Linked DNA regions of Homo sapiens: region 1 is linked to region 2. Evidence: chromatin loops called from intact Hi-C (ENCODE). Cell type or tissue: left ventricle myocardium inferior. All regions are shown on one strand. Links, peaks and the distances in the headings refer to the core of each region. The heading gives the core; the rest is flanking DNA.

What was found. Peaks named below come from ENCODE experiments on the same cell type or tissue, not always from the same donor. Only the 100,000 strongest peaks of a DNase experiment are listed, where the experiment ranks them.
Region 1: a loop joins it to region 2, with 2.6 times the contacts of the local background. A loop is called at or near these places in 39 of 110 quality-filtered maps.

The regions. Positions count from the first base shown.
Region 1 is chr6:15,480,156-15,490,351 of GRCh38, forward strand. JARID2 (jumonji and AT-rich interaction domain containing 2) reads left to right here. Exons shown (of 18, transcript NM_004973.4): 6 at 7,152-7,387. Among named protein-coding and RNA genes, the nearest start is that of DTNBP1-AS1, 61 kb to the right of the region's middle. In left ventricle myocardium inferior, for the core only: no CTCF peak of the experiment used is centred there; no DNase peak of the experiment used is centred there.
Region 2 is chr6:15,233,627-15,243,822 of GRCh38, forward strand. No RefSeq gene overlaps it. Among named protein-coding and RNA genes, the nearest start is that of JARID2-DT, 6.6 kb to the right of the region's middle. RefSeq lists enhancers at 5,201-5,701, 5,702-6,202. In left ventricle myocardium inferior, for the core only: a CTCF peak has its summit at 6,341; no DNase peak of the experiment used is centred there; H3K27ac peaks cover 1,315 bases.

The DNA.
Region 1 (10,196 bases), core at 794-8,793, 250 kb after region 2:
GATTCTTTTTTTTGCCCCTTTCGTTTGTTTTGGGGTGTGGACAGGAAGAAGGTATTTTAATTTGGGGGTTAGTTCGGTCCCATCTTCAGGGTCTTCTTTTCCTTTGTTGCCTTGCTAGCAGATGTTTCGGCTGACTTTCTGTAATGGTCCTTGTCTGGATTTTTCTCTTTCAAGGAGGTTAGGCCTTCTGAACTGTATTATTTCAGGTCATACACTGCATAATTCCAGGATATCTTATAACTTTTGCTGGATGCCAAGTAAGGACTCCTGTTTCATACACATCTAATAATCTAATAATACACATCAGGATTCCCTCTTGTGTTTGGATGAGGTGCCTTTATTAGCATGGGTAATTGGCAAGATAGGGGCGTCTGGTTCTGGGAGGCGCTTGGAGACAGGTAAAAGTAGAAGGCCAGCTTTGTCAGCTTTCTCTAAAAATTATATTTTTCACATGTGGATCTTTGCCATTGCAGCAAGAGCTTTCGAAAAGATCATTCTTCTTATATTTGCGCAACTCCTTTCTCTGAAGAACGCAAAGCACTTATATACTTTATTCAAAATACTTCAGCAAGTCCTGGAGGGCGGATAAGAGGAAGCAGCCAGCTGGTCTGTAGTTCAGGGAATTGAGGCCCAAACGGGGTTGGTGAGCAGAACTAGACATCAAAATCAAGAGTCTGTGCATGGAGTGAGGGTATTAAAAACCTTGCGATCAGTTTCTCATAGGGCTGCCTTCCTTGAGGGTCTCTTCCAGGAAACTTGTGTCAGCATCTAAATATGCGAACAAAGCTTTTGGGGAACATTGTTTAGGACAAGCTCCCTGGAGGTATAGTTGTGAATTCCCCTAGGAAAGTGTATCTCTCTGCCTTTCAAATTGTTACAGGATTGCTATTAAATATGTTTCTAAAGTAACTTCTTTTGCCCATATCTTTTTCATCCCTCATTGGGAGCAAATCTTACCTTCTCAGGGATGAGGTGACCCTAAATCAAAATAATAGCCTTTGGATTTAAAGATTTTGCCTGCCGTGGTGTGAAAACACTTTTCTATAGGCCGTTTAACTTTCAGAGTATGTGTATACAAATCAATATATTTGTCTCTGTTCGTTAATGTAAAGCTATTTGTATCTGAGTACAATACAATTTCCTAATATGGTTCACAGTGATGAATGCTTTTTTTCTCTCCTTAAAGAAACTAGTCCAATTATTTCTTTTAATTGGGGACAGTGTGTGGAGGACTTCTATACATTGAACTTTCTGTCTTTCTCTCTCTTATGTTCACAGGGTTTAATCTTTCCCTGTGAGAGTGAATATTTTTTTTCCTTTCCTCTTCTCTCCCTTTCTCAAATCTTACAAATTAAGACAAAAGATAATTACTTGGAGGAGTAAAACTGGCAGGTTCCCACGACACTTAAAATTAATGAGCTGTTGAGTACAAAATATACCTTGTCTTTGGCTCTGTCGGTGTTGCCCAGTCCTCCCCCTGCCCCCTTTACTTCCCGTTTAACACATGATTTGACTTTCTGGCTATGTTTGCCATTTGGGTATATCGCTGCTCTAAAACAGCATGATGGTTACAAAAAGTGGGTTTGGTTGGAAACCTTCTCTTTGTTTGCAAATGAAAGTTAATTTGATTCAGTTTTTAATTTCCGTATGTTTGAAAACTCTTCCATTTCCAGATATCTCATCAAAATATTCTTTAGTAGAGTACCTTGCTGAAGTCTTCAGGGCAGCCAGTTTATGGTTCACTATGTTAATTTCACCTGCCTCCCTCTCGTCTCCGTTTCCCCTTTCCTATAATCCTGGTACTCACCGCTTTGCTGTCCATAGTATTTTCCTGAGCAGTAGGTTTTGTGACCTCAAAATACAATCAAAGAGTTGTGCATCTGGTTTCAGGTACGGATACTGCAATGAAGGATCTGTTTTTTTCAGATAAGAAAGATACTGCTGACTAACCACAGTCACACTCTTCAAGTGTCTGTGAAAGTCCCAGCTTAGCAACTGGCCTTGCCCTGCCAAGTGATTTATCACCGAACAGGTGACTCCTGTCAGTTTTTATGTGACACATCAAGCTTCTTGAAATCATCATGTAAGGAGTAATGGAACAGATGATCTGGCCCCAGGGTTTCAGGCATTTTGAATTCCAGACCCCTTTCTACTTTTAGAAGTTATTGAGGGACCCCAAAAGGCTTTTATTAATGTGGATTATATTTATTAATATCAGCTTTAATTCTCATATCTACCATATTAGAATTAAAAGTTAAGACACTTTAAGATATTTATTCATTTAAAAAATGACACAAACCAGTTACGTGTTAAACACATATAGCATTTTTTAATGAAAAATAATCATAGTCCAAAACCAAAAACTTATTAAGAGTTACATTATTTGACCTTTTTGTTAATCCCGTTAATGTCTTACTAAGTAGGATACAGCCATATTATGATTGCTTCTGTATTCATCTCTTGAGTGTTGCAGTACATAGTTTGGTTGATGTATATGAAGAAAATCAGCTTTGGATAAATATGTATGTACATGGGAAACGGTCTTTGTAGATGATTTCAGTACTTGATAGGATAGTAGGCTCTACTGGTAGTTTCCTACAGGTCAGTTGCTCTGGGAACCTGTACCTGTATCAGTGAACTTTTCATACTGTTACATTAATATCCATTGGTTTGTCTTTTTCTTTGAATGGACCTTTAACCCATGCACTGTTTTGTAGCATCCTATGTTGTTCATTTGAAAATAATGGTTCAGTGAGTTCTTGTTAGCACCTTTGGTAATGAACAAGGGTACATCATCAAAGAATTTCTGTCGAACTCATGATGGCAGATACTGGTTTTCTGAAATTCTAATTTTTGCCTGAAAGCATGAATTCTGTCATTGGCAGCAACGACTATTAGTTACTTTCCTTGAATAGACAGGCTTGCTTTGTTCATTTTTGAAAAAAATCTAGTAACTAAGTAAAAACTACAAATAACTAAGTCCGAAGAACTATAGTGTGTTGGTCCTTCTTGAAATAAAAACAACATCCTATGAAAAAGGGGCTAGCCCAAAACTTGCACAATCACACAAGTGCTTTTCCCTAGAGATGATCATTGTATTTCTGTATATAGGAGAAGTGCTTTATGTGTAATAGCATCTTGTCACACAAAGTATGTGTGCTCAGGGGCCATGATTCAGTCATACTCACTGTTTGTATGACTTTATCAAGGTCATTCTTAAGTGAAACTGGCTGTTTTTTTTTTTTAACTGCTACTAATCCATGGTAGGGATGAAATGCATATTAGACTAGTGTATAGTAGTTTGGTGCCATTGCCTTTGTTTATGCTAAAGTACCCGTGATTTCACCCATATTTTAAAAATATATTTTGTTGAGATAAAATTCACACATTATAGAATATACCCATTAAATGTACTGTAGCATGTATCAATACTTGATTTCCTTTTTATGGCTAATACTTCATTGTATGGATATACCACTTTATCTAAATAAATATCAGTTGGATCTTCGGTGATTTCCCCCAATTTTTAACGATTAGTAATAATTCTGCTGTGAATATTTGTGTGCAAGTTTTTATGTGGACATATTTTTTATTTCCCTTGTGTACATTCCTGGAAATGGAATTGGTGGGTCATATGGGAACTCCTACGTTTCTCCTTTTGAGGAGCTATCTGAAAAGGAGAAACCATTTTGCATTTCCGCCAGTAGTGTGTGAGGGTTACAGTTTCTCCACATCCTTGCAATCAGTCATCATTATCCATCTTTATGATATGACTTTACATCCTAGTCGATGTAAAGTGGTGTATCTCATTATGGTTTTGATTTGCATTTCCCTTATAGTTAACCTACCATTTTTCGTGCCATCAGTGCAGATGTCTATCCATTGTAAAGGCAAATAATGTCTTTGTATTATTATGAAATAGTTTCGACCCTAGCACATCTCCTGCAAGGGTTTCTAGGTCCTTGAAGGGTCTGTAAATCTCCTTTGAGATCCACTGATCTGACCATACGTCGCTAGTGGAAAATTGGGATGTGTTTTCAGTGTTGTATTTCTTTTTGCTCAGGCAGGTGATTAGCTACTCCTCTTTTTCCCATGAAAGTGATACTGGCAAGTGTTAGGAGGCACCTGGCTCTGCTGGACTTTGTCCACAGACTCTCAGTCATGGTCTGGCATGAGTAGGAGACGTAACAGGCATGGTCAGTGTGGACAAATTAATGACCCAGAGGAGTAGGAGGTTGTATTGGGTCTTGCTGAGACCAGTGTTTGTCTGCATTGAAGCCCTTCTTTATACTCTGTCTGCAGGGAGGGATATGAGGCAAAAAGAGATTTGCCCACAATCTGATTGTGCAGTAACCTGAGATGGCCCTTTTAAACATGCAGTGATAGTGTCTCCCAAATACTGTGTACCTACTGAACCCCAGACATTGTGGTAGATGTTCTACCTACCGGAACATCTGCTATTCCCCAGTCTATAGATGGGAAAACTGATGATTAAATAACTTGCCCAGCTGCAAACAACAGAGCTGGGAATGAGCTGCAGATAATGTTTTGAAGGGCGGGAAACCCATATAGTAATATTTTGTTAAGTGAATAAAGAGAAGTAATTATAGAACTGGTGCTTCTTTGTAGCAGGCCTCACCATGAGACATGTCTTAATGGCAGGAAAAAGCACAGAGAAGTTTGGAGGAGTATTGGAGATTAAAAAAAAAGCAACTACTTCCTATGTTTTAATAAGCTGTGTTCACTGCTTTAGAAAATTGGTGAACAGTCAAGAATTGCCTAGATTCATGTTCCCTTGGCTTGATTTTTAATCACATTGAAGTATGACTTCTTACGGATGTTGCTTTTAATTTGTCTTGAAAGCTAGCACAGATACTGCCAGCTTGGGCATGATTGATGGTTTCTGACAATGGGTAGTTACTTAGAATAAATGCCAGCCATTTGAAACTCTCCATTTTCTGTGTTAACTGAGAGTATCCAGTAGAATCTTGTGCAACGTCGGATTGTATCCCATATTTTGACGTGGCCTGGTCTTTCCTTCAGTATTTTAAAATCTATTAATCACTGGTGTTGGAAGGAACTTTGAGATAAAGGCTCACAACCGATAATCCAGATGGGGATAATGGAGATCTCCATCTTATACCATGACAATTGGACTAAAGAATTAAATCCAAGCAGTTTAATTAGAAAACAATTAGAAGGAAACTTAGAAGATTATTTTACCGTTTGAAAGCATGGGTGGTGGAATGGAGAAATGTTGATGAAAGGGTGCATGCAAAGTTGGTTTGAAGGGAGAGAGAAAATCTGGAGATCTACTGGACAGCCTTGTGACTAGTCACTAATAATGTAGTGTATACTCAAGTTGCTTATCTTACATATTCTTAGCACAAAAGTATATAAGGGGATTGGGTGTGGTAATTAGCTTGATTAATCACTTTATACATGTATTAAAACATGTCATACTGTAAACGTACCATTTTAATTGTTATACTTTCATAAAACTGGGAGAAGATATACGGAAGGGTAGGTTAAGCACGAAAGCAAGAAACAAAGAAATTTGTTAGCAGATTTGGCACCACAGCAAATGAAAAAGTAAACGGCAAAAGAGGACAGTATTTGCAATTTATAAGACATTAATATAATTTAAAGGACTCTTAAAATTCCATGTGAGATTGAATGTTGGGGAAAAGGGAGTTTTCAGAAAGGACAGACAGGTAAGATGTTTAGAGGAGGAAAGATTTGATTTCCCCTTCTGCAAGCCAATAGGAAGAGATTTACAACTCAAAGGAGGAATAATTTTCACTTTCATCTGCTGCTGTGGGGGTGAGGGAATTCTACCTGAAGTTCTGCCAGTCCTGGTTGGGGTGGGGATGGCCTGGAGCTGCTCAAGTGCCAGATGCATGAGTGGACACAGTAACCTTTTGAAAACTCCCTCTGGCAGGATGATGGCTAAAAGATCACTATAGCTTCCCCTTGCTGATCTGCCTAAAGGCAACCCAGGAACAGGGTGTGCTTCCTCCTTCCCTGAAGAAACAGGCCCTGTTTGGACTGTTTGTGGGGAGACAAGGCCTGTGGGTTCCAGAGAAATGGATGTGAAAGTCTCGTTTATTCCATGGGGAGGGACTGTAAAGCAGAAGGATAAACCCATAACGTTGGTGTTTCTGGTTTTCTGTAGAAACCCCAAGCATCCCTGTTCTCTTTTGAAGTCTCTGCCTCATGGGTAGGAAGCACCATGCTCACTGGAAATTCTCACTTGTAGCCACCTGGGGTTTGGGGTGGATGGGGTGGGCTTGGGAGGCAGGCTGACTTCATGTGCCAGGGATAGGTGGCATGGCCTGTGCCAGGCACGTACCCCCTCCATCTGTAAGTGTCCTGTCCAGTAGGGTTGTTCTGAGGATTCAGAGGCTCAATGTACTTCAGGACTTTAGCATAGTTCCCCTGGCTTATAGGAAGCACTTAAGAAATACTAGCTATTAGCTATTGCTGTTTTTGAATTTAGGAACAGAAAATGGGTCTGGCTCAAAGTTCCATCATCCCTTTCTTCATCTCTGTTGTCACTGATAGGTCAGATAAAGCAGCTGCGCCCCGAACTCATGCATGTCAGTAGCTCTCTGGCCTCAAAATGCATCTCTTTTAAATCTGAGAATAGACTTTTTTTTTTTTTTTTTTGAGACAGAGTCTCGCTCTGACATTTGATGGTTGATTCTTTCTGACTTCAGGGAGTAGAGGTGTATTAGTCCATTCTCACACTGCTATAAAGATACTACCTGAGACTGGGTAATTTATAAAGAAAAGAGGTTAAGTGGACTCACAGGTCCGCATGGCTGGGGAGGCCTCAGGAAACTTACAATCATTGTGGAAGTCGAAGGGGAAGCAAAGCACTTCTTATATGGCAGCAGGAAAGGTAGAGCGTGAGGTGGGAAACACTTTTAAACCATCAGATCTCATGAGAACGCACTTGTTATCACGAGAACAGCATAGGGGAAACTGCCTCCATGATCCAGTCACCTCCCACCAGTTCCCTCGCTAACACATGGGGATTACAGTTGGACATGAGATTTGGGTGGGGACACAGAGCCAAACCATATCAGTAGTTTGCGTGGTAGTGGTCAAGGTAGTGATTTCATTCTTGTTTTCTCCTTCCTTTCTAGTTTTCAATGGTTCCAGCAGGTCAACACGGGAGAAGGAACCTGTTCAAAAACACAAAAGCAAAGAGGCCACTCCCGCAAAGGAGAAGCACAGCGATCACCGGGCTGACAGCCGCCGGGAGCAGGCTTCAGCTAACCACCCCGCAGCGGCCCCCTCCACGGGTTCCTCGGCCAAGGGGCTTGCTGCCACCCATCACCACCCCCCTCTGCATCGGTCGGCTCAGGACTTACGGAAACAGGTAAAGTCCAGCAGGGGTGCCTACATGTGTGCCAGACCCCAGTTTCCCACTTCACTTCACCAAGCTAAAAATTCATCTTCAGAGGGCTCAAGAAGCAGGAGGTGATGCCCAGAAGCAAGACAGGGACAGACAGAGCGCACCTTTGCATGAGCTGCAGGCGCCTGCACCTTTTGTCCTGCGAAGATCCATCAGTTGGATTTGCATTCATCCCTGGGTGCCACTGCATTCACCAAGAAAGTGAACTCACTTTTTTACTTAAGCCTTCTCCCACCCACCCACCCTGGGCTCCAGATGAGCGGTAGAGTGGCAGGGAACATGTTTTTCTCAGGGTAGGTTTTGAAACACACCTGCAAATGGGATAGTTCTGTTAATGGATGATCCTGGTCTACTTTTCTGTTCTTTTTGATGTGACAAGTTAACATTTCACCACCTGGCCTTTGAAGCAGAATATGTGCATGCTGTGTGCACTGCCGAGCAGTCTGTGGAACTGGGTGTGGCTGGGTGGCACCTCTTCCACTGAAGGCATTTGAGTCCCAGGCTGTAGCATCCACAGAGTGTAGGTGGCTGCCACCCTGACCACCTCCTGCCCCTGCCTGTCCTGCGCTGTCCCCCCACCCGCTATCCCCCAACAGGGCCACAGATAATGCCGGTTCTGGTGAGGCAGTTTTGAAGAATCCCTCAGGGCTTGGCCATTATTGCTGTCCAGATGTTCCCATTCCTGGACATTGATTTCTCACAACCCTAGGGATGAGTAGTGGGGATAAGGGCAGGTTCCTGCAGGCACACAGCTGAGGGCTTGTCCCCGGACAGGTGGCATTTCACTGATGCCTCGTGCTCCTGTTCCCCCCTCCATTTTAACATCCGCTAAGTCATGGGATCATTGATGAGCTTTCCTCACAGAGTTAAAAATAGAGGGTTAAAATCTTCCCTAGAAGAGACTGGAGGCTATGATCCTTAAAGGTAGCTTCAGAGGAAGTTGTAGAGGGGACGGAAGAGATTTCCTGGCTGGCAGTGTTGCAGAGTGACTTACATGGTTATTGTGGTGTGAAAATACTCGATTTCGTCTTGCGGTAGAGGTGGCCTTTCTCATTCTTGGTGACGTTGTGGATATTTCTCTCTGAACGTGAACATGTGACTATAGTCACACATAGGCAGACAGGTATGTATGCATGCACATGTGAACCTTTACCTAGCAAATAGTATGCAGTTGGGGGGGTGGGCATGGCAAGAATCACCACATTTACATTTCCACAGTCCACACACACCTAGCACATATTAAACACTGGCCACTGTTGGCCAAAACAGACCTCAGTTTTCCCAGAGACAACAGCCACGGTGTGGAATTGGGCCACACCATGTGCTCACCTGGCGTCTCTTAACCATTGGGCCCCGGATTGTCAGCACTGGAGGCACAAAGCCCAGGGAGGCACCGAGCTTTGGTCCTGGGTCTGTGATTCTTCACTCCCCCGCTGTTCCCAATGCTGTTGGTCTGATGGAGAATTGTACAGAACTCTCCAATGTGTAAGGTTTTTGCTCATGAAAGAGAACAGAATTAGAAGCAACCCAGGGAGAAAGACAGAAAGACAGTGATTACACCATGTGACTGCATCCTGTCTCCTTTCCCAGAATCCTAGAGTAGGGTTAAGTTGTTTTTGTTTATCTTCTATTCATCCCACTATGCTTTTTTGAGTTTTTTTAGTTTACTTGTGGTAAAATTCTCATGGGCCACATCAGAACTGGAGGCCATATCCAGGTGAGCTTCCAGATCTTGCCTTTCTGCCCTGAGAACCCATCCTTGGGATGGCGAGGCAGGAATGAAGGGTGGCAGAGGACCTGAGTCATGTACATGTGACTGTTCATGTTCTCATGCACGGACAGACACGGGTGCGCACATCCTCTTGCACGGTCACGAATAGGGATGCGTGGGATACGCCTGTCATCTCAGCTGGTCAGAGCTCACTCTCAGCACTTGGCCTTCATTCAGTTCAAGGTTTTCATTTGTAAGGGGATGAGAGGAATTAGTACAGTTGGACAGAGGAAAGAGCTGAGGAGGAACAGAAAGTACTGCCTTAGCCTGGGATGGCCCTGCCTGCCCCCATGCTCCATGGCGTGTTCGTGTGACCTGTTCCCTGTGCAGGATCTTAGGTGCAGGAAAGAGGTCCTGGGGTGCCCCTCACACAGCCGGCCTCTGTCCTCTGAGTTAGTGCAGGAGTTTCAGCTGCTTCCGGGGCTCAGGGTAGAGTCCTTGCAGGGAGCGCCATGTGCTCATGCAGGGCATCCTGCAGGTGTTGACGGGGATCCTCTCCTGTCACCCTTTCCCCACTTTCTCCCTCTTCCCTCTCCTCCTCCTTCCCTGTTCCAGTCTAACCAGCCCAGATGGGTTGACCCATGGCTCCAGATTCTAATTTGGCTCTGACTCTGACCTTCAATGAGACTTGAGATGTGATATTTAACCTTCCTGGGCCCTATTATTCCTTTGGAGCCAGTCTGGCCAACTCCTTATACCAGGGACATTGTGAGAAATAAAAGGAAAATTTTCAAACCCTCAGATCCTATTAGTTAAGTACTCTGAAAATAAGGTCAGTAAAAGCAAATTGTAGATTCCCTTGTGACTGCTTGATACAAGTGATTAGACTGTGACCTTTCATCTTTTCAACTGCATGAAAGATATGGGCCCAGAGGATACTCTGATCTTTCATTTCAAATATGATATGTGGATTTTTTTTTGTTATTGTTCAGCTTAAAAGCATAAATGTGACTGTATTGAAATGTGGAGGAATGTAATTTTTAGGGGGTGCTGCCGAGAAGT
Region 2 (10,196 bases), core at 1,414-9,413:
TGGACTTTTTTTTTTTTTTTTTTTTTTAAGACATGGGGCCTCACTACATTGCCCAGGCTGGTTTTTTTTGTTTGTTTGTTTGTTTTTTTTTTTTTTTTTTTTTTTGAGACAGAATTTTGCTCTTGTTGCCCAGGCTGGAGTGCAGTGGCGCGATCTCAGCTCACCGCAACCTCCGCCTCCTGGATTCTATCAATTCTCCTACCTCAGCCTCCGGAGTAGCTGGGATTACAGGCATGCGCCACCACACCCAGCTAATTTTGTATTTTCAGTAGAGACGGGGTTTCTCCATGTTGGTCAGGCTGCTCTAGAACTCCTGACCTCAGGTGATCTGCCTGCCTCAGACTCCCAAAGTGCTGGGATTACAGGTGTGAGCCACTGCGCCCGGCACCCAGGCTGGTCTTGAACTCCGGGTTTCAAGTGATTCTCCCACCTTGGCCTCCCAAAGTGCTGGGATTATAGGCATGAGCCACCTGGTCTGGCCCATTTACTTATTTAACAAGCATTTATCTCCTATGGGACAGGTACTTTGCTGGGTAAGTGGGGAGATGTAGAGTAGAAGTAATGTGAATATGACCCTTACATCTGAGGCCTGGGAAAATCTGGGACAGTCCCAGGCATACTGACATGACTTGCGAAATCTCCAATCTCCAAGGATCTGCTCTATAGTAACTTCCAAAAATGTGGCTCCTTCCTTCTGGTTTTTCTTGCCTTCTAGGATAAGAGAATTCCAGGTTACCTGTTTTGGGTCAAAGGATGCTTTGGAGATACAAACTCTATCAACTGGGCCCCTGGTCTCACCTTCAAAAATATCAATTCAAACACTCAGAGTGCCAAAAGCATAACTGTGACCAATGTGTGTCCTATTTATATCTGTCTGTCTGGCTGTCTCTTTTGAGGTTTCTTTTTTTGTTTTTTTAGAGCTAGGGTCTTGCTCTGTTGCCCAGGCTGGAGTGCAGTGGTGCGATCATAGCTCACTGCAACCTCAAAGTTCTGGACTCAACTGATCAGTCCTCCTGCCTCAGCTCCCAAGTAGCTGTGACTATTGTGCCTTTGTGCCTGGCTAAGTTTAATACTTTTTTTTTTTTTTTGAGATGGAGGTTTTTGTTTTTTGTTTTTTGTTTTGTCTGTTGCCCAGGCTAGAGTACAATGGTATGTTCTCAGCTCACTGCAACATCTGCCTTCTGGGTTCAAGTGATTCTGCTGCCTCAGCCTTCCAGGTAGCTGGGACTAAAGGTGTGTACCACCACACCCGACTGATTTTTGTTTTTTTGTGTGTGTTTTTTTTTTTTTTTTGAGACGGAGTCTCACTCTGTCATCCAGGCTGGAGTGCAGTGGCACAATCACGGGCTCACTTCAACCTCTGCCTCGCGGGTCCAAGTGATTCTCCTGCCTCAGCCTCCCGAGCAGCGGGGGTTACAGGCACCCGCCACCACACCCGGCTAATTTTTTTTTTGTATTTTTAGTAGAGATGGGGTTTCACCGTGTTAGCCAGGATGGTCTCGATCTCCTGACCTCACGATCCGCCCGCCTCAGCCTCCGAAAGTGCTGGGATTACGTGAGCCACAGCGCACGTCCAAATTTTTGTGTTTTTAGTAGAGACGAAGTTTCGCCATGTTGGCCAGGCTGGTCTCGAACTCTTGACCTCAGGTGATATGCCTGCCTTGGCCTTCCAAAATGCTGGGACTGCAGGCATGAGCCACCGTGCCAGGCTGTAAATGTTTTGAATATAGTCATTATTTGGGGAAAAATTTGGAAACTGTTTTTCCCCTACTCACATACCACCACAATAATCATCAACACAGAAGTTTTCTGGGACCAAATGAATGGAGGTTTTCCCTATACACCAAGAAGCAGACACCAGCTGAGAGTCCTTTGATTCAATTCCAACACTATCCACCTGGGGATAGCCTCAGATCCCACAGGTTGAAGGCTCAGTCCCCAAGACTCATCCCCAACACCATTTGTAAGTCCGGGCCTGTGGAACTTCTGACCAACCAGCTTTGAGTTGGGTGGGGTTCCCATGACGCTCTCTTGGGTTTGATTAATTTGCTAGAGGGGCTCACAGAACTCGGGGAAACAATTACTTACATTTACTAGCTTATTATAAAGGATACTACAAAGGATGCAGATGAAGAAATGTGTGGGGCAAGGCATGGCGGAGAGGGTGGAGCATCCGTGCACTCCCCAGTGTGCCACTCTCCAGGAACCTCCACTTGGTCAGCTATATGGAAGCTCCCTGAACCCAGTCCTCTTGTTTTGTTTTGTTTTTTAAATTTTCTGAGATAAGGTCTCCTCTCTCTGTCCCCCAGGCTGGAGTTCAGTGACACTATCACAGTGCACTGCAGCCTTGACCTTCTGAGTTCAAGTGATCCTCCTACCTCAGCCTCCCAAGTAGCTGGTACTACAGGTACTCGCCACCACACCTAGCTAATTTCTTTTTTTTTTTGAGAGTGACTTTCGCTCTGTCACCCAGGCTGGAGTGCAATGGCACAATCTCCGCTCCCTGCAACCTGTGTCCCCCAGGTTCAAGTGATTCTCCTGCCTCAGCTTCCTGAGTAGCTGGGATTATAGTGCCAGCCACCATGCCTGGCTAATTTTTGTATTTTTATTTTTAGTAGAGATGGGGTTTCATCGTGTTGGCCAGGCTGGTCTTGAACTCCTGACCTCAGGTGATCTACCTTCCTCGGCTTCCCAAAGTGTTATGATTACAGGCATAAGCCACTGCTCCCGGACTAATTTTTTTTTTTTTTTTTTGAGAGACTGGGTCTTGCTCTGTTGCCCGGGCTAGTTTCAAACTCCTGGCCTCAAGCGATCCTCCCGCCTAGGTCTACCGGAGTGTTGAGATTATAGGTGTAAGCCACTTTGCCAGGACCCTCTTGGATTTTTATGGAAGCTTCATGAATCCAGCATTCCTTCCCCTAGGGTATATATGGTGGACCCTTTAAGACCCAGAATCCGAAAGATGAGGGGTGGGGGAAGCCCTGGCGAGGTGGCTCATGCCAGTAATCCTAGCATTTCGGGAGGCCAAGGCCGGAGGATTGCTTGAACTCAGGAGTTTCAGGCCACAGGGAGCTATGATTACACAACTACACTCCAGCCTGGGCAACTGAGTGAGACCTTGTCTCAAAAAAGTAAAAAGAAAAAAGAAAAGCAGATTAGTGTCTTGCACTGGGGCAGGTGAAAGAAGGGCAGGAGAAGCCGGGCACGGTGGTTCACACCTGTAATCCCAGCACTTCGGGAGGCTGAGGCGGGCGGATCACCTGAGGTCGAGAGTTCGAGAGTTCGAGACCAGGCTGACCAAAATGGAGAAACCCCGTCTCTACTAAAAATACAAAATTAGCCGGGCATGGTAGCACATGGCTGTAATCCAGCTACTTGGGAAGCTGAGGCAGGAGAATCGGTTGAACCCAGGAGGCGGAGGTTGTGGTGAGCCAAGATTTGGAGCCATTGCGCTCTAGCCTGGGCAACAAGAGTGAAACTCCATCTCAAAAAAAAAAAAAAAAAATAGGCAGGAGAAAGTCAGAGAGCAACTGTTTCCTGAGGCCTGTCCCTGAGACCTAGCAAGCCCAACATTATAACAAGAGATTATAACAAAGGCTATGGGAATAGGCCTGGCGAGGTGGCTGAGACCTGTAATCCTAGCACTTTGGGAGGCCAAGGCCAGTGAATCCCTTGAGCTCGAGCTCAGGAGTTCAAGACCAGGCTGGCCAACATGTAGAAACCTTATCTCTACAAAAAATACAAAAAGTAGCTGGGTGTGATGGCGCACACCTCTAGTCCCAGCTACTTGGGAGGCTGAGGTAGGAGGATCACTTGAGCCTTGGGGGGTGGAGACTAATACACACATAAAATAATATCACACACATAAAATAATATCACAGTCATAATCTATTAGATTTGGAAGAGTGTTAGAGTCCATCTAGGTCAATCCCCTTTTTTCACAAATGAAGAAAATGAGGCATAGTGACATCACAAAAAGCTGAGATGAAACCTCAAGTGTCTAGATTTCCAGTATAATCTTCCCAGTAGCCATATTGTATTAAATAACCACATTGATTTTATAGTTTTCCTCTTTGTATTTGTTTAGAATCATAAATGCCTAAAGTTTTCTAGGTAACATACACTGTTTGAGAACCCTCAATTTCGTAATCGTGTACACATGGACACATAAAAACACTGTCTTTTTTTTTTTTTTTCTTTTTTTGAGACGGAGTTTCGCTCTTGTTGCCCAGGCTGGAGCGCAACGGCACGATCTCGGCTCACCAAAACCTCTGCCTCCCGGGTTCAAGCTGTCCTCCTGCCTCAGCTTCCCAAGTAGCTGGGATTACAGGCATGCGCCAACACGTCCGGCTAATTTTGTATTTTTAAGTAGAGACGGGGTTTCTCCATGTTGGTCAGGTTGGTCTCGAACTCCTGACCTCAGATGATCTGCCTGCTTCGGCCTCCCAAAGTGCTAGGATTATAAGCATAAGCCACCGAGGCTGGCCAAAACACTTTTTTTTTTTGAGACGGAGTCTCACTCTGTTGCCCAGGCTGGAGTGCAGTGGTGTGATCTCAGCTCACTGCAACCTCAGTCTCCTGGGTTCAAGAGATTCTCCTGCCTCAGCCTCCTGAGTAGCTGGGATTACAGGCACATGCCGCCACATCCAGCTACTTTTTGTATTTTTAGTAGAGACGGGGTTTCACCACGTTGGCCAGGATGGTCTCAATCTCCTAACCTCGTGATCCACCCGCCTCGGCCTCCCAAAGTATTGGGATTACAGGCATGAGCCATCGTGCCTGGCCAAAATATTTTTTTTTTAAAATGAATGTTTGACAATTGAGAGAAAGACCAAAAGCAGGAAATTAATAATCCACTAAGTTTCAGTCACAATGTAACTGCCAATGTTTGAATCTTTTCTGTTTCACTCTATGTGTCTGTGTGTAGGATCGGAAAGGGAGATGGCACTGGGTTTCTGTAAGGTGTGAGTGAATCTTGGGTTTTGGAAACACTGAGATTTCAGAAAACAGAATATAAATTGTAGATGTCCCAATTTGGCAAGAGATAAGCTCTGTTTTTGTTTAGAAAATTCTATAGATTCATAGATAAGAAACTATGGGCAAAAGTGTTTGATACGTAGATCAACCAGTATTTAGGCAGGGATCATGTCTGTGAAAACCTTGAAGTGTGCAAGGTGGGGTAAATGAGAGAGTAGCTCTAGACTGAGCTGGACTGGTCTATCATCCAATGAATCTCTAGGATTCTGATGGTGAAAAGGTTATTTTCTCCTTTCCTGCTCACTTCTGTGGCCCTGACAGAGGGAAGAACTAGTAGCTTCTGTGGTAGACTATATATATATATATATATATATTTTTTTTTTTTTTTTTTCTTTTTTGCTCCCTGGAGTGTTTGTCTCCCTCCCCTTTGGATAACAAAATCTGCTCTACCCGCCATGTCCATGGTGGGAAAGGAGTTTTCTTTTTTGTTTTTTGAAACAGTCTCGTTCTGTTGCCCAGGCTGGAGTGCAGTGGCGGGATCTCGGCTCCATGCAACCTCTGTCTCCTGGGCTAAGCGATCCTCCCACCTCAGCCTCCTCAGTAACTGGGATTACAGGCACGTGCCACCATGCCAGGCTAATTTTTGTATTTTTAGTAGAGAGGGGTTTTGCCCTGTTGACCAGGCTGGTGTCGAACTCCTGGGCTCAAGTGATCCGCCCGCCTCGGCCTCCCAAAGTGTTGGGATTACAGGCATGAGCCACTGTGCCTGGCCGCAAAGGAGTTTTCTTTGGCGCTATCATCTCTGCTGGTTGGAGAGGATGACAGAAGAAGGAAATGCTGAGATGAATGGAGAGAAAAAGAGAATGAAGGAATGAAGGAAGGACGATGACATCCTTTGTAGCCCTGAAACTCGGACTCTGGGTTTCCAGATAGGTGAGCCAAGCCCCTCTTCCTTTTTTTCCATAAGCCATTTTCATCTGGGCTCCATTCACCTGCAACTGAAGGCATCCTGATTCATACAGCTCCTCCCCCTTTCCCTGCCTACTCACAGGATCCCTGTAATCCCTATACCTCAGTTTCCTCATACTGATCCCCTGTGGATTAGTTGATCACTGATAAAGTTGATTTTTCCCACCAAACACAGAGTGCAGTATTATTATAAACAGTAACGTCTATTCTTAGGAACTGCAGGTTTCCCGTCTTGGCTGCTTTACCAGAGTTTCTGAATCAGGGCCAGCTCTCTTTCAATAACACAAGACAATCTAAGCAGAATAGTAATGATAGTCCAAAATTTTTACACAATCCAAAGTACCAGCGACTTTCAGTGACTTGTATAAACAAGGTCCACAGACGACCAGTAGGGTTGAAAGCATCATTTTATTGTATTTGGTTTGTGCTGTGGCATTTTATTGAGGCTTGACAAATAAGACTGTAATTTGGGGACAGGAAGCACTGAATAACAAAAAGAACTAATGTCTCCTTGACATCACTCACTCTTAAGAGGGCTGTTTACATCTGAGTTTACCTCCTAGTGTGTTTTAAAATACTCTTGCAAATCTCAGTTGGCTCGAAATAGCTGTTCTATGTTCTTTCAATGGAAGCCCCCACCTTCTGAGTACACTGGTTCATAGTTATTTATAAACCTGATGTCACTCAAATATTATTTTTACATCCCTCTCCTTACTCCCTCACATATGAAGATAGACCTATATAAAATTAGAAACTTCACATAAGGTATTCAGTCACTTAGGTAGGAATTATTGTCAGTCAGCAATCATTTATGAAGCATAAATTCATCATATTGGGTGAAGCATGTCTGTAAAACTGTTCCGTGGTAACCAGCTCTTTCTTCTTCTTTTTTTTTCCTTGGTGTTCTGAGGCAATTTAGGAAAAGCAATGAGGGCTGGGGGCTGGACTTAAAAGGTCTGTTTTTTTAAATTTTTTTATTTTTCGAGACAGAGTCTCGCTCTGTTGCCCAGGTTGGATGGAGTGCATGATCTCGGCTCACTGCAACCTCCACCTCCCAGGTTCAAGCGATTCTCCTGCCTGAGCCTCCTGAGTAGCTGGGATTACAGGCGTGCACCACTATACCCAGCTAATTTTTTGTATTTTTAGTAGAGACGGGGTCTCACCGTCTTGGCCAGGCTGGTCTCGAACTCCTGACTGCATGATCTGCCCGCCTCTGCCTCCCAAAGTGCTGGGATTACAGGTGTGAGCCACCACACCCGGCCCAGCTCTTTCTTTCTTTCTTTTTTGAGACAGAGTTTTGCTCTTGTTGCCCAGGCTGGAGTGCAATGGCAGGATCTCGGCTCACCGCAACCTCCACCTCCCGGATTCAAGCGATTCTCGTGCCTCAGCCTCCAGAGTAGCTGGGATTACAGGCATGTGCCACCACGCCCAGCTAATTTTGTATTTTTAGTAGAGACAGGGTTTCTCCATGTTGGTCAAGCTGGTCTGGAACTCCCAACCTTAGGTGATCCACCCACCTCGGCCTCCCAAATTGCTGGGATTACAGGCGTGAACCACCGTGCCTGGCCAGGTCCAGCTCTTTCTTAAAAAAAGATTTCTGTGATCAAATTAGTTTGTAAAACTACATGCCCCTTTGGGGATTTCTAAAAACCCTACAGTAAAGTAATCGAGTTATCTTTATTATAAGGTAGCAGTCTGCAAATTTATTTCATCGAAGAATTATTTTCTTTTCAGTCCCACCTAGTAACATTTCATGGAATCATATGTCTTGAATCCCATTTTGGAAAACCAGGGAGGTGGCCTGCACTGGGTATGTGGAGCCGAGAGTCCTGAGTTTGACCCTTGGCTCATCCACTCAACTGGTTGTATGACTTTGAGCAAATCACAACCTCTTAATATTTCATTTTCACATTTGAAGAGTGAGGACAGTAATACCTGTCTTGATCTAAGTTGTTTTATGGTTTAAATGAAATTATTATGACAGTGTGCTTTAAACACTATTAAAGTTATACAAATGAAAGCTATCATTAGATAGCTCGGATAAATATGAGGTCTTTTTGGAAATTAATAACATACAAGTGTAAAGAAACTTAACCTAGCAACTTTTACTGAATGATTGTGGATTTGAGTTTACTTAGGGGCCAGCACTGAGGGGGAAAAGCAGCATAATACAAAGGTAAAGGTAGGACTAGAGAATGTTGGGTGTAGAAATGTCTTTGGGAAATAACTGAATTTAACCCTCTAATTTTTAATTTTATGTTTGTAGAGATGGTGTCTGGCTATGTTACCCAGGCTGGTCTTGAGCTCTTGGGCTCAAGCAATCCTTCCGCTTTGGCTTTCCAAAGTGCTAGGATTAGAGGTGTGAACCACCACACCCAGCCTAACCTGCTCATTTTATAAATGACAGACCCAAGGCCTATATGAGGCAGGTGAATGGCATATGGTCACTCAGAGACTTAATATTAGAAACATCTGATTCCCTCATTGCCAATGGCTGCCTCAATATGAGACAAATCATGGCCCCATCCAATTTTCAATTAAGAGATACAAGATACTTACATGACATAATCAGAAAAAAATACAACAGAGAACAATTTTTTTTTGTTTGTTTTTGACAGGGTCTTTCTCTGTCACCCAGGTTGGAGTGTAATGGTGCAATGTCAGCTCACTGCAACCTCAGCCTCCCGCTCAAGCCATCCTCCCACCTAAGCCTCCCAAGTAACTGGGACTACAGGTGCACACTACCATGCCTGGGCCACCACGTCCAGCTAATTTTTTTTTTTTTTTTGGTAGAGATAGGGTTTCACCATGTTACCCAGGCTGGTCTCAAACTCCAGAGCTCAAGTGATCCTTTTGCCTCGGCCTTCCAAAGTGCTGGGATTACAGATGTGAGTCACCACATTCGGCCTCAGAATAAAATTTTAAAGCTCAAAAATTATTGCCAAAATAGGAAGGGCAATGAGAATCCAGGAATGAGTAGGCCAAGCAGCGAGGCTGGATTGGAAATGGGCCTGAATTTGGGGCCTTGAAGAACGTATAACACTACATTGGATTTAGATAATGCAAGAGGAAAACTAGCAGAGTTCCAGAATGGAATGGAAGATGATGGTAGGAGACTAAATGTTGGGCAATAGTCTAAATAGTTGGGCATTATAGTTTTGGTGAAATATTCAACAGTAAGCATTTACTGGACATCTTTCAAATTTGATGAAGTTTTTGGAGCTTTGGAGGGTATGAGAAGTAGACAACATCATCTCTTTAGGGAATTTCCTTTTTACTTGGAGAGAAGAACTAGAAACATTAAAAGTGGAGAATGTAAACAAATAGGATGCAATGCAAAGGGGTGAAATATGCACTTCTTTAAGTATGTATGTGAACCCCTACACCTACTTCAAAACTCCTTAACACCTAGTCATCTCAGCAATGTGTTCTTTTTAGCTTCTTTTCTACATTGCTGATATAGTACTTTTTGGAGGTATCACAATCCATTGTAAACTCTGCCTTTTTTTTTTTTTTTTTTTTACTGAGCTGTGAGCTTCCTGTGTCCTCAGGGATGAGGACAGTGCTGGCATAGAGTCTAATACAATCAATGTACCTAGACATGTTCTCATCCCTGCCCCTCCAATTGAAGAGGTCAAGGCTTTGAGATGTGAAAATCATCATAAGAAAAGCTGCATTTGACTTACAGAAAATGAAAAAGAGGAGGAAGGAGCAAGAAAAGCCTTGGATGGTCTTGCCAAGATGGTAGGGGAAGGAAGTTCATTAGGAGTAGGTTACTTTCACAACAGGAAAATCTTTCAACCACTAAGAAGGCCAACCTTTTTTCTCTTTCAGGGAAAACAACACTAATATTATTCAAATCTTTTGGAAATGAGCAAATTCCTTCCTTTCCCCTCTGCCCTGAGGCCTCAACTTTACACAATAGTTTTTCACACCAGGTGACCTGGAGCTGGTAGCCTGGCAGGGGAGTTCGCAAGCCCAGGACTGAGAAGTCCAGGCCCCAGGGCTAGTTAGGGGAACAGAAAAGAAACTCACCTTTGTTCATTAATATTTGCCTAGGGAATGAGGTATCTGCGTTAAACTTACAGAAAGCTGGTTAAAATCTTAACAACGTGGAGACGTGGAGATTCCCAGTATGCCAGTCCTAATGATCAGAAAGTTTTTAGAAAACACCTTGGGTGGCCCTACTGTAGTCTGCCCCATTGGATCCTTCCCAGGAAATGGCACCAGCGTACAAGTTTTGCAGTATT